Regions from separate parts of the Homo sapiens genome. Here region 1 is linked to region 2. The links are chromatin loops, found by intact Hi-C in ENCODE. Cell type or tissue: endothelial cell of umbilical vein. All regions are shown on one strand. Each heading gives the region's core, and the rest is flanking DNA. Links, peaks and the distances in the headings are about the cores only. Region 1 has its middle 17 kb from the start of AGXT. Region 2 overlaps CROCC2 (ciliary rootlet coiled-coil, rootletin family member 2).

Region 1 (5,364 bases), core at 68-5,067, 140 kb after region 2:
AATTAAATGCCTTTATACCCTCTATTTAGATGAGCCCACTTTTATTTTTTTTTGAGATGGAGTCTGGCTCTGTTGCCCAGGCTGGAGTGCAGTGGTCCGATCTTGGTTCACTGCAACCTCCGCCTCCCAGGTTCCAGCTATTCTCCTGCCTCAGCCTCCCAGGTAGCTGGGACTACAGATGTGCACCACCATGCCTGGCTAATTTTGTATTTTTAGTAGAAATGGGGTTTCATCATGTTGGCCAGGCTTGTCTCGAACTCCTGACCTCGTGATCCACCTGCCTAGGCCTCCCAATGTGCCGGGGTTACAGGCGTGAGCCACCACTACCAGCCAAAGCCCACTTTTACAACGGTGGGGGTGTGTGTCACTTTCTCATGTTTATTTTGCCACGTTTTTGTCCGTATAACTGAAATCATTCAATATACACTGATATTTGAATGGAGTAAACACCAGAACAATCTTGGGCCCCAGTGGAAGGTAAAAGAAAGGACAGACTGGTGCTGTGCACTGTGTGATCTACCATCCCACAGAACTTTTGAAAGAAACAACTGAAGTCATCTGACAGCACTTAAAGAGGCAGCGTCGCTACCCGTATGCATCGGAGTGACTTGGCCACAGCTTAAATTGAACGTTTTACCAAGGCATTTCCAGGGTGAATCTCCTTTCTTTGGATCTGCTGGATGCCAGGAAAGCGGTTTATCACTCTCGTGTAGGGAAGGGTGACAAGCAGGCCAGGGTGCTCCCTCGGCACTGGATCTCGGGGGTCCTCACCACCCTGGCAGATCAGAGAGGCCACTGCACCTAAGCTGTCTGTGCAGACAAGCGGCTCTGCTGGGCACCTGCTTTCCTCCCAGGGATCTGGGATCTGCAGGCATGCCGGGCAGAGGGTGCAGCATGACCAGCCCCAGAACAGCCCTGGCACTGAGGCTCTGAGGCACTGAAGGGCTTCCATGGTTGGGACATGTCACACGCGTCACCAAAACGTGGTGCTGGGGAATGGCATGCGTCCCGCGGGCTGCAGCTGGAGAGGACGCTAGAAGCTCGCGCTGGTTTCCTCCATGCTCTGCCCCGTGCCCTGCCCTGTGCTGACTGTGTGTGTGTCCTTTCCTTGTAAAAAAATCAAAGATCAGCAAGCCCTCCTGGAGAACTGTCAGCCTGGAGCCCTGGCAAACCTGCACAGCCACCTGTTTCCACCTCAGGCAGTGGTGTGGTTTCCCTCCACACGGTTGATTCTTGGTTAGAGCCACAGCTACTGTCCTCAATGCTGACAACCTTGTTTTCCCATCCTGGGCAAGTTCTGAGGTTTTGATTCATTAATTCATGTTTTTGTTTATTCACCATCATTTATTGATAATCTTCTCTGGATTAATCATAAGAGAATAAATGATCATGAATAAAACAGTGAGAAAATGCACAGGCTCACTGCTCCAATGTGCTGGCCCAGAAGTGGGGACCTGGGCAACCGCATGGTAAGACCTCAGAGGAGAGGCGGCCGCGGCAGGGAGTGAGCAGGAGGGAAAGGAAGACTTTCTGGCGGAAGCCACATCTGAGCCAAGATCTGCCTGGGGAGAATGGTTAATCTGGGCATGAAGATGGGGCCCAGAGCAGCAAGGCCTGCTGGACAGCACCCGCAAGACCCCCGGTAGGAGGGGAGGGTGCAGCCAGGATCAGAGGAAGGACAGTGTGGCCAGGGGGAGGTTGCAGGGTGGCCAAAGGGTGTGTGGGGCCACAGGAAGGATTTGGGTTTATGCTGAGAGCCCCGCGGAATCATGGGAGGATGGACTCTACCTACAGCAATGGCAGATCACAGCAGAGAGCCTGGAGGGTCTGCTCGGGAAGGCAGTGCCAGCTGGGGCTGGGAGGTGTTTTGAACTAAATTGTGCCATCCAAAATGTATGTGTTGAAGTCCTTGCCTCCAGTCCCTCAGGATGTGACCATATTTGGAGATAAGGTCTTTAAAGAGCTAATTAAGGTTAAATAAGGCTGTTAGGATGGACCCTAATCCAACCCCACTGTGTCTTAATAAGTAGAGGGGATTAGGACACAGACATGGGGGGCAGCCATGTGGAAACACAGGGAGAAGACGGCCATCTACAAGCCCAGGAGAAAGGCTTCTTTTGCTTAACCCCTTCACAACTCTTCCCCTGGTTCCCCAGCGTGTGTGCTCTAAATAGTCCAATCTCCACCGCTCCCGAAGTGGGTGGCCCTGCCACTCCCAGGCGAGGTCAGGATTACAGGGAACAGCAGGCAGAACGTGCGGGGCCTGCGGGTGTGCGAAACACTCAGCACACAAAGCTGTTCTCAGCATGAGAGTTAAGAGCTCTGGGCAGCGCCCGGAGTGCGGGCATCTTTTTGACCTGAGCATCCTCCCTGTGGGGTCCTGGCCAACGTCTGAGCCCCTGGGAGACCCCACGAGGCTCTGCCCAGATCAGTGGCCCCAACGCGGCAGCTCAGGCTTGACTTACATATCAGCAGGAAGCCCAGGGGACGGAGCTCCCGGTGGAGCCAGGACCAGCTCAGGGGGGACGGGTCTGGGGTCAGAGGTCACCACCCTGCCCAAGGAGCTGCCAGCCAGGGACTGCAGAGAGAAAGCATAGGGACAATGTGCTGGTCTCTGAGGAAACAGTGACACCTAGCGGCCGACTGTGGCCCCACCACAGGGCACACAGGATTCTTGTTCTTCCTGATGGTGCAAGTGACAGCTGGCATGTCCATGTGGGGCAGGAGGACCTGCAGAAAGGCCCAAAGAGGACCTGTGCCTCCCGCGCCGTCCCTGCCTGGAGCAAGCTCGGCCCGCGGTATGTAGGCACAGACTCCGCAGCCCGCCTGGGCCTGCAGCCTCAGGGAAGCGGCTGGACACCGACCTGCCTTGGGAATCCTGACGGGTGTGCTTGGCCTGGGTGACGTGACAGTGGCCACCTGCAGCACAGTCCATGGGGCTGAGGATGGTGAGAGACAGTGACAGGTGACCTGGCTCTCGGGGAGGGACCCAGCCAGCGGGCCAGGGCTGGTGGAGGCTTCCTGATTTGAAGGAAACTCAGGGGACAGCGAGGGGAAGGGTACCGAGTCACGGAGGGACCCCACGGGTCCCTGGCCTTCGAGGCTTCTGGGGTGGGAGCAGCCTGCACATGGGGTGGATGCAGTGGGGGACGGCAGCAATGGGGGACGGCAGCAGGGGGCCCAGAGTTCAGGCGTGACCAGAGGATGGTCAGGAGGCAGTCGGTCAGGTTTAAGCAGGGAGGGACTTGTTTGTGGATTTGTTTTTCCACTTGAATGACTCAGAGGGTACCCAGGTGGCTCTGACGGGGGTTCCAGTGGAAATGTCTGTGGGGTTCATGTGCCTCTTGCCTTCTGTAGCCCAGCCATCCTGTCTTCATCTCCCCGTCCAGCCTTGGTGCTCCCAGTGCCCTCTGACCCCCATCTGCCACCATTCGTCATCAACAAGCAGTGGGTGGGGCTTTCTCACGCAGGGCTCTGGCCCCTAGACCAGCCTGACTACCCTCCCTGGCTGGGCCTGCCCTGGGCAGCGCCCACCGCCCTTCACTGCCCTGGCTGGGCCTGCCCTGGGCAGCGCCCACCGCCCTTCACTGCCCTGGCTGGGCCTGCCCTGGGCAGCGCCCACCGCCCTTCACTGCCCTGGCTGGGCCTGCCCTGGGCAGCGCCCACCGCCCTTCACTGCTCCTGCCCCTGCACTGTCTCTTCCCCGTGGTGAGTGAGCTGCTATGAAGGCCCCTAGATTGGTCCTTCTGGCCGTCCTTAGGGGCTTCCACAGCCCGGTTCCTGATGGCACTTGGCGTAGCCATGGGCCCTGAACTTCGGGGCTGCTTCTCGGCCTTCTCGACAAGCTCAGTGCCTGGCTCTGCCCTCAACCTGCAGTGTGTCCTTGGGCAAACCCCATCCCTGGCCCAGCCTCCACTTCTTCTCAGGACAGCTCTGTAAGGTCTGTGGGGTGAGCCCTCTTGTTCCTCCCTCAGCTTAGCCCTGGGGTAATGGGGAGAATCTTCTATGGGGAAGGAAGCCAAACCTCCTTGTGAGGGAGGAGGGAGCCTCCCACTGAAGCACACGTCACAGCTGTCCCATTTTAAAATATCTTCTAAGTAATGAGGACGTTCTCCAATGGCACAGACATGAGGACAGTGAAACTGTTGGCGCCAGCACCGGCCTCAACAGCCGGCAGCGTCCTGCTGTCCAGCTTCTTTTCTCAGGACCCCCTCCGTATTACTTGTTTAATTTTGCTGAAGATTTAAAGCAAACCCCGACAGTGTGTTCTTCCACCCAGATCTTCCAGTGCACACCTAAAAAGATGGACCTTTTTCACACAGCCTCAATGCCATTGTCACACTTAAAAAAGCCAATAACAATTCCTTTCTATCACCTGGGAGCCTGGCCATAGACATGTTTGCCCAGTCATCTAAAAGACATCTTTTTAAAGAATTGAGATGTAAACAAGTCCCAGTATCACATGCTGTGGGGCCCAGGACTCAAGCTTTAGTGTCAGCGGTGCTCCTCACCCTCTGATGTGACTTGGTTGTGTCCCCGCCCAAATCCCATCTGGAATTGTAATCCCCTTAATCCCCGTTTTATATATATAGGGAGAGACCTGGTGGGAGGTGATTGGATCATGAGGGCAGTTTCCCCATGCTGTTCTCATGATAGTGAGTGAGTTCTCACGAGATCTGATGGTTTTATAAGGGGCTCGTCCCCCTTTGTTCCTCACTCTTCTGTCTCCTGCCGCCTAGTGAAGAAGGACGAGTTTACTTCTCCTTCTGCCGTGATTGTAAGTTTCCTGAGGCCTCCCCACATGCAGAACTGTGAGTCAATTAAACCTCTTTCCTTTGTAAATTATCCAGTCTTGGGTATTCCTTAAGAGCAGGTGAGAATGACTAATACACCCTTTAAACTTCAATAGTGCTCTCAGCCTCTAATGTACAGCGGTGCTCTCCACCCTCTAACACAACAGTGCTCCCCACCCTCTAAAACACAGCAGTGCTCCCCACCCTCTAATGTACCGTAGTGCTCCGCATCCTCTAACACAGCAGTGCTCCCCACCCTCTAATGTACAGCGGTGCTCCCCACCCTCTAACACAACAGTGCTCCCCACTCTCTAACACACAGCAGTGCTCCCCACCCTCTAATGTACAGTGGTGCTCCCCACCCTCTAACGCACAGCAGTGCTCCTCACCCTCTAACACACAGCAGTGCTCTCCACCCTCTAACACAACAGTGCTCCCCACCCTCTAACACACAGCAGTGCTCCCCACCCTCTAATGTACAGCGGTGCTCCCCACCCTCTAACACACAGCAGTGCTCCCCACCCTCTAATGTACAGCGGTGCTCCCCACCCTCTAACACACAGCAGTGGTC
Region 2 (5,364 bases), core at 91-5,090:
ACATGCCTACTAAGTGCCAGGCCCTGAGCACCACACGCTGCCTCTCAGTGACCCCCTCCACCCACCATCTGGCAGAGCACTCTCCAGCAGTGGGGGCAGGCCTGCCTGCTGTCCTCCACCCCTGACTGGCCATGGCAGGGGGTGCCTATCGGGGCACCTGTGCCACCACTGACTCCTCCTTTGCCCAGAGTAACATCCACTCATGGGTCACCAAGCTCTTCCCCTCAGAGCCCAGGCTGAGCCTCAGAATCCTTCTCAACACAGCCACCAACAATCAGGCAGAGGTAACAGACAGGAAGGAGCCTATATGCCCACCTCTCTTGAGTTATTGATTTTGCATGATTTACAGCATATGGTAACTCCATTACTAAATCCACCAGAAAACCAGGTGTGCCAGGACAGACTATTTTAAGTCCCAGAGTGATCTTGAAATAGACACTGTTGCACATTCAGCCAAGGCTCACAGTAACTGTGATGGGGTGGGGGCCGGGAGCCTCTGGCCTTGCACCCTTAGGCCAGAGTCCTTGCGACTGGGACGGGAGGCCCCTGTGGCACATGCAGGGATTCACTGGGCTGGCTGGTGCCCCACAGATATCACAAATGACCACCTATAAAGCATGCGGCCCTTTGGAGAGGAGAACAAGTCACTCTGAGCAACGGTGATGGAGACGAGGGGTGCAGATGGACACAGGTGGCCCACGCCACAGGCCCAAGATGGCCGCCTGGGTCTCCATAGCAACCCAGCCGGAGTCCCACAGGACCGTTCCCAGCATTTCCAGGCCGGGAACATGGGAGGCTCTGTAACAGCTTTAAGTGTTACACTCCCCTTCTTCTGGCGGCCAGTGAGTCACGGGGACTTGAATCTGAGTCACTTCCAGCCACCTGCCACCGTGACGGCCGCAGTTCCTGGATGCGGAGGCTCACAGCCGCTGGGCGTGGGGATGTGGTGGCTGGCCTTGCAGGACATTATGTTTTTGGCTCCGGTTGGTGGAAATGTTTCCCACGTGTTTTCCCGTGTTTACAGAGCTGAGGGCACGGAATGAAGCCGGGGAAGCCAGCCTGACAGGGCCTGGCCCCGGGGGTCTGGTCAGAGCAGCTCCTCCAAAGCAGAAACGGAGTGCCAGGCGGGGGCAGGCTGGGAGGGTGCCAGGCGGGGGCAGGCTGGGAGGATGCCCAAGCCCCTGCTCTCTGCCGGAGGGGAAGGGGCTGTCAGAGATGAGCGACCCGCAGCATGGTCCAGCACCAGCTGCAGGCTGAGTCTCCAGGGGTGGGAGGAGCTCTGCGGTCAGCGGGCTCAGAGTGTGCCACTGCCTGAGGACCCTGAAGAGTGAGTGGTGGCCCGGGCGGTGGCTGCCTGCACCCTGTGCTTTCTGCTGTCATCGTGCCCACCCCATTTGAGCTTTGTCCCTCTTGTGCAGAGCACAAGGCATTGGTTTTCCCAACAGTGGTTCCCCCAGCAGCCTAGGGCCTCCAGCACCTTCCCCAGGGCCGCCTGCCCCTGGCCAGTCAGGGCTGAAGGCAGCTAGGCTGCTGGGTGGTATGCAGCAGGGCTCACTGTCCTGTCTGGAAGGCCTGGCCGAGGTGGGCCTGTTGCCGCCACTGCACTTCCTGGTCCAGTTGCTCCTTCAGGCTGGCCACCTGGGGACAGGACAGTGGCTCAGGTCAGGTGGGCAGGCTGCACGGCCAGGGCCCCAGGGCATAGAGGCATGGAGGGCTCTGTGACAGGAAGGGCTGGAGGCCATGGTCCACAGCTCCCAAGGAGAGGTGGCATGCATGGGACAGAAACATCAGGCAGACGTCAGACTGACTCCTTTGCTGCCAGAGAGGGATGCGCAGTTCCACCTCTCACCACGGATCCCCCACCTGTGGAGGCCTCAGGAGTATGGCCACCGCGCACCCTTGGTGGATGGGCCCGCTTCTGTTCAGGCACTCAGAATGAGGCTGGGTGCAGTGGCTCACGCCTGTAATCCCAGCACTTTGGGTGGCCGAGGTGGGCCTTGGGCATCAGGATCACCTGAGGTCAGGAGTTTGAGACCAGGCTGGCCAACATGGTGAAACCCCGTCTCTACTAACAATACAAAAAATTAGCCAGGCATGGTGGTGGGTGCCTGCAATCCCCGCTACTCTGGAGGCTGAGGCAGGAGAATCGCTTGAACCCAGCAGGTGGAGGTTGCAGTGAGCCGAGATCGCGCCACTGCACACCAACCCAGGTGACAGAGTGAGAATCCATTTCAAACAAAACAAAACAAAACAAAACAAAACACTCAGAATGATAAGGAAATAAATAAATGTCCTTTTGCTAATAAATTTAGCAAAAGTGCCTTGGTGGTTGGGGACCCTAACTTGGGGATGACACTGGGCAGTCAGGTCACCTCCTGGGCCTCAGTTTCCTCATCTGTAAAATGAACAGACAGCTCTAAGGTCCTGATAGCTCTGAGCTCTAAGGCTCAGTGGTTCAGCCCAGCAGGTCTGTCACGTGTACATATGCATGTGTGGGTGTGCAGTGCACACACACGCCCAAGGCTTGGCTATGCTTCCTTATCCACCTCACTGTGCCCACCTCATCCCCACAGATGCCACGTGTGCCATTGTTTTCCCTTTGTGACTCTGAAGGACAGGTGCAGAGGCCACCTCTGCTACAACTGTGCATGCTGGGTGCTGTCTAAGCACCTCACACATAATGACAGCTCAGTCGCCCAGTGACCCCTGACAGGAGCTGTCCTCACTACCCCACTTTAGAGACAGGGCAATGGAGGCTCAGAGAGGGTGGTGACCTGCCCCAGAATCCACACTTCACCTCCCAGTGGGATAAACCTCGTGCCGTCGAGAGCAAAGAAGTGCAGGCAGTGCCCGGAGCAGGTCTGGAGCCCACTGGGTGGCAGTGGAGAGCCCCTGTTGCTAGAGGACTTCAAGAAGTCACCCCTACTGGGTGACTGCGGGGATGCCAGTCCTCTGTCCCTGCCTCTTCCCTCACCCAGGGGGCTGGGGTCCCGACCTTACCTGCTCTTCCAGCACCTTTACCTGCTGCTGGTGGGTCCATTCTTGGGACTCCAGGGCCTGCGTGGCCTGCGGCCGGGCCCCATGGAGACGCTCTGCCTCTGTGGCCAGGTCCCGCTGGTGCTGAGCTGTCAGGTCCTGGAGCCGCTGGGTGTGGGCCTGCTCCATCTCTGTCATCTGGGCCTGGAGTGAGAACTTGGGCATCTCACTGCTGTCTCTCACTGAGGGCCGCACAGAATCCCAGGGCAGGAGTGCCACAGGGTGTTTCACCTGTCCTTGTGGGCCCCACTGCCCTCTGCCGGTGTTGACCTGGCCAGGACTGCCCAGCAGACCTGGGGTTAGGTGCACATGTTCAGCCCGTGGGCCTTGGGTTTGGCTTTGGCTGGGCTGGAGACTAAGCCACAGCCTCCAGGGTGGGCCTAAAATCTGTTTTCATGGCACCCCAGGTTCCTTTTGGCTGGGCTGGGTGTCCGGAGGGCATCGAAGTTTGATTCTTGCCCATCCTGCCCCCATCCCCTGCTGGTTTCTGAGGATGGGGGTATGTCCAATGTGGACAGGATGAATGAAGCCTCTGAGGCCCCTTCTGTGGGTGTCAGGCCCCTAGGCCTCAGGGGATTTCCTCGCCCTAACACAAGCAGGTAGCAGCCTCTGGCCATGCCCCACAGGCCTCTCTGACCTCCCTCACCTGGCCCTTGTGCTGCTCTACAGAGCCCGGGCCTGGCTCCCATGGGGACTTCAATGTCTCAAGAAGGGCAGGAGCCTTGGGTCCTGGTTCCAGCTCTGCCTGGGGCCTTGGTCTGAGTCTGTATCCATCACATGCAGAAGCTGGTCCAGCCACCCTCCCCATGTGTGCACGTGTGAGATGGAGGTACACCAGCCACCCCTCTGGAACTGACACCCTCCTGGATCCCACCCCAGGTCTGCCCCCAGGCCTGGGGTATGCAGAGCTCCACTGGCCCAGTTGACCTGCAGCTGCTGATTTTGCCTCAGGGCTCCGTCCACCTCCTGGTGCAGGCTGTTCAGAGACTGGTCCAGCTGCTCCTTCTCAGCCCCCAGCCTCGCCACATCCTCCTCCCTCTTCAGTGTCTCTTGCTCCATCTGCAGAGATCCCAGGAGGCAGAACCTGTGGCCTCCTGGCAGGGAGTGAGGTCAGGCCAGCCCTCCTCTGGGAGCACAGGGTTGCCTCTGGGAAGGACTCTGAATTCCCCTAAGAGCTGGCAGCGTCAGGAAGGGCACTGCCCTGGGCCAGGACCCCTGGCCTCACCCAGGTCTATCCAATATCTGCAGCCAGAGTGACAGCTTAAGGAGGAGCATAGGGCCAAGTCCCCATCCAGCTACAGAGCAGCAGATGGCCCCATCAACATCCTCAATGGGGGACTCCCTACATCTTTTAAGGTGACATCCCAGGAGCTACCCCGCAAACCCCTTCTCAGTGTTCCTCCAGGTCTCATGAGCCATGATCCCCTGCACTCTCTGGCACCTGCCTTCTGCTGTTGGCACTCAGGATCTGCTGAGCTCGTACAGGCACAGGCCCTGAGAGCTGGGTACACTTGCTGTCTCAATCCCAACAAGCCTGTGGCATTGGCATCACTATCCCCACCGTCTGTCCTCCTTGTAGGCTGTAGGCTGCCCCAATGTGCTCCCTCCTTAGTCACCCACTCCCTACCCCATGGGTACAGGTCAGGAGGGATAAGCTCCAGGTTAAAAATCAGGGAAGGTTACCCAGGAAACAGACATTTTCTATGGGAAAGTTGGCAGGGACCTTTTGTTCCCTTGCGAATGGGCCCTCTGGAGGAAAGGATTGAATCTAAGAGTTCTCTCTTACAGAGAGCAGCACTGGGAGAGGAACACCGTCCACCAGCCCCAGACAGCCTGCTTCCAGCACCCCCAGATGGCCTGGGGCATGCCTCATGGGGAGTTGGTGTGGAAGGGATCCCATGATGTCACAGGCTCATTGGGCCAGGCAGGCGCTGAGGCAGGCCTGGAACCCAGGCCCTGCTCTCCCAACCAGGCTGCCTCCAGGCTCTGCCGTGCCCAGCCCCGAGGGTCATGCCTGCTGGGGCTGTGTCCACAGGGGTGACAGCCTTGGGCTGGAGTGCCAGGTCAGTCCTCTGTTGGCCCCAATGCCCTCTGTCGGGTGCTGGCCCTGGCCCAGGATTGGGCAGCAGACCTGGGGCTCAGTGCACACACTTGGCACACCACAAACCTGCCCTCTTAGCTTCAGGGCTGGAGCAGGCCTGGTTTCGGGCCCTAAGACAGAGGGGATAATTTGCATGGGTAAAGTTTGTTACAGGGTCAGTGGTTGGAACTTTACAAAAAATAAGGGTTCCTTTCTTCTTCAGGACTGAGAAAAACAGAGAGTCCCCT

Evidence for each region. Peaks named below come from ENCODE experiments on the same cell type or tissue, not always from the same donor. Only the 100,000 strongest peaks of a DNase experiment are listed, where the experiment ranks them.
Region 1: a loop joins it to region 2, with 11 times the contacts of the local background. A loop is called at or near these places in 34 of 110 quality-filtered maps.

The regions. Positions count from the first base shown.
Region 1 is chr2:240,848,660-240,854,023 of GRCh38, reverse strand. No RefSeq gene overlaps it. Among named protein-coding and RNA genes, the nearest start is that of AGXT, 17 kb to the left of the region's middle. In endothelial cell of umbilical vein, for the core only: a CTCF peak has its summit at 2,643 (motif pointing left); a DNase peak (open chromatin) is centred at 2,623.
Region 2 is chr2:240,987,470-240,992,833 of GRCh38, reverse strand. It overlaps CROCC2 (ciliary rootlet coiled-coil, rootletin family member 2), which reads right to left. Exons shown (of 32, transcript NM_001351305.2): 29 at 3,964-4,095; 30 at 3,001-3,180; 31 at 1,556-1,638. Among named protein-coding and RNA genes, the nearest start is that of TANAR, 4.0 kb to the right of the region's middle. In endothelial cell of umbilical vein, for the core only: a CTCF peak has its summit at 2,867 (motif pointing right); a DNase peak (open chromatin) is centred at 913; H3K27ac peaks cover 1,678 bases.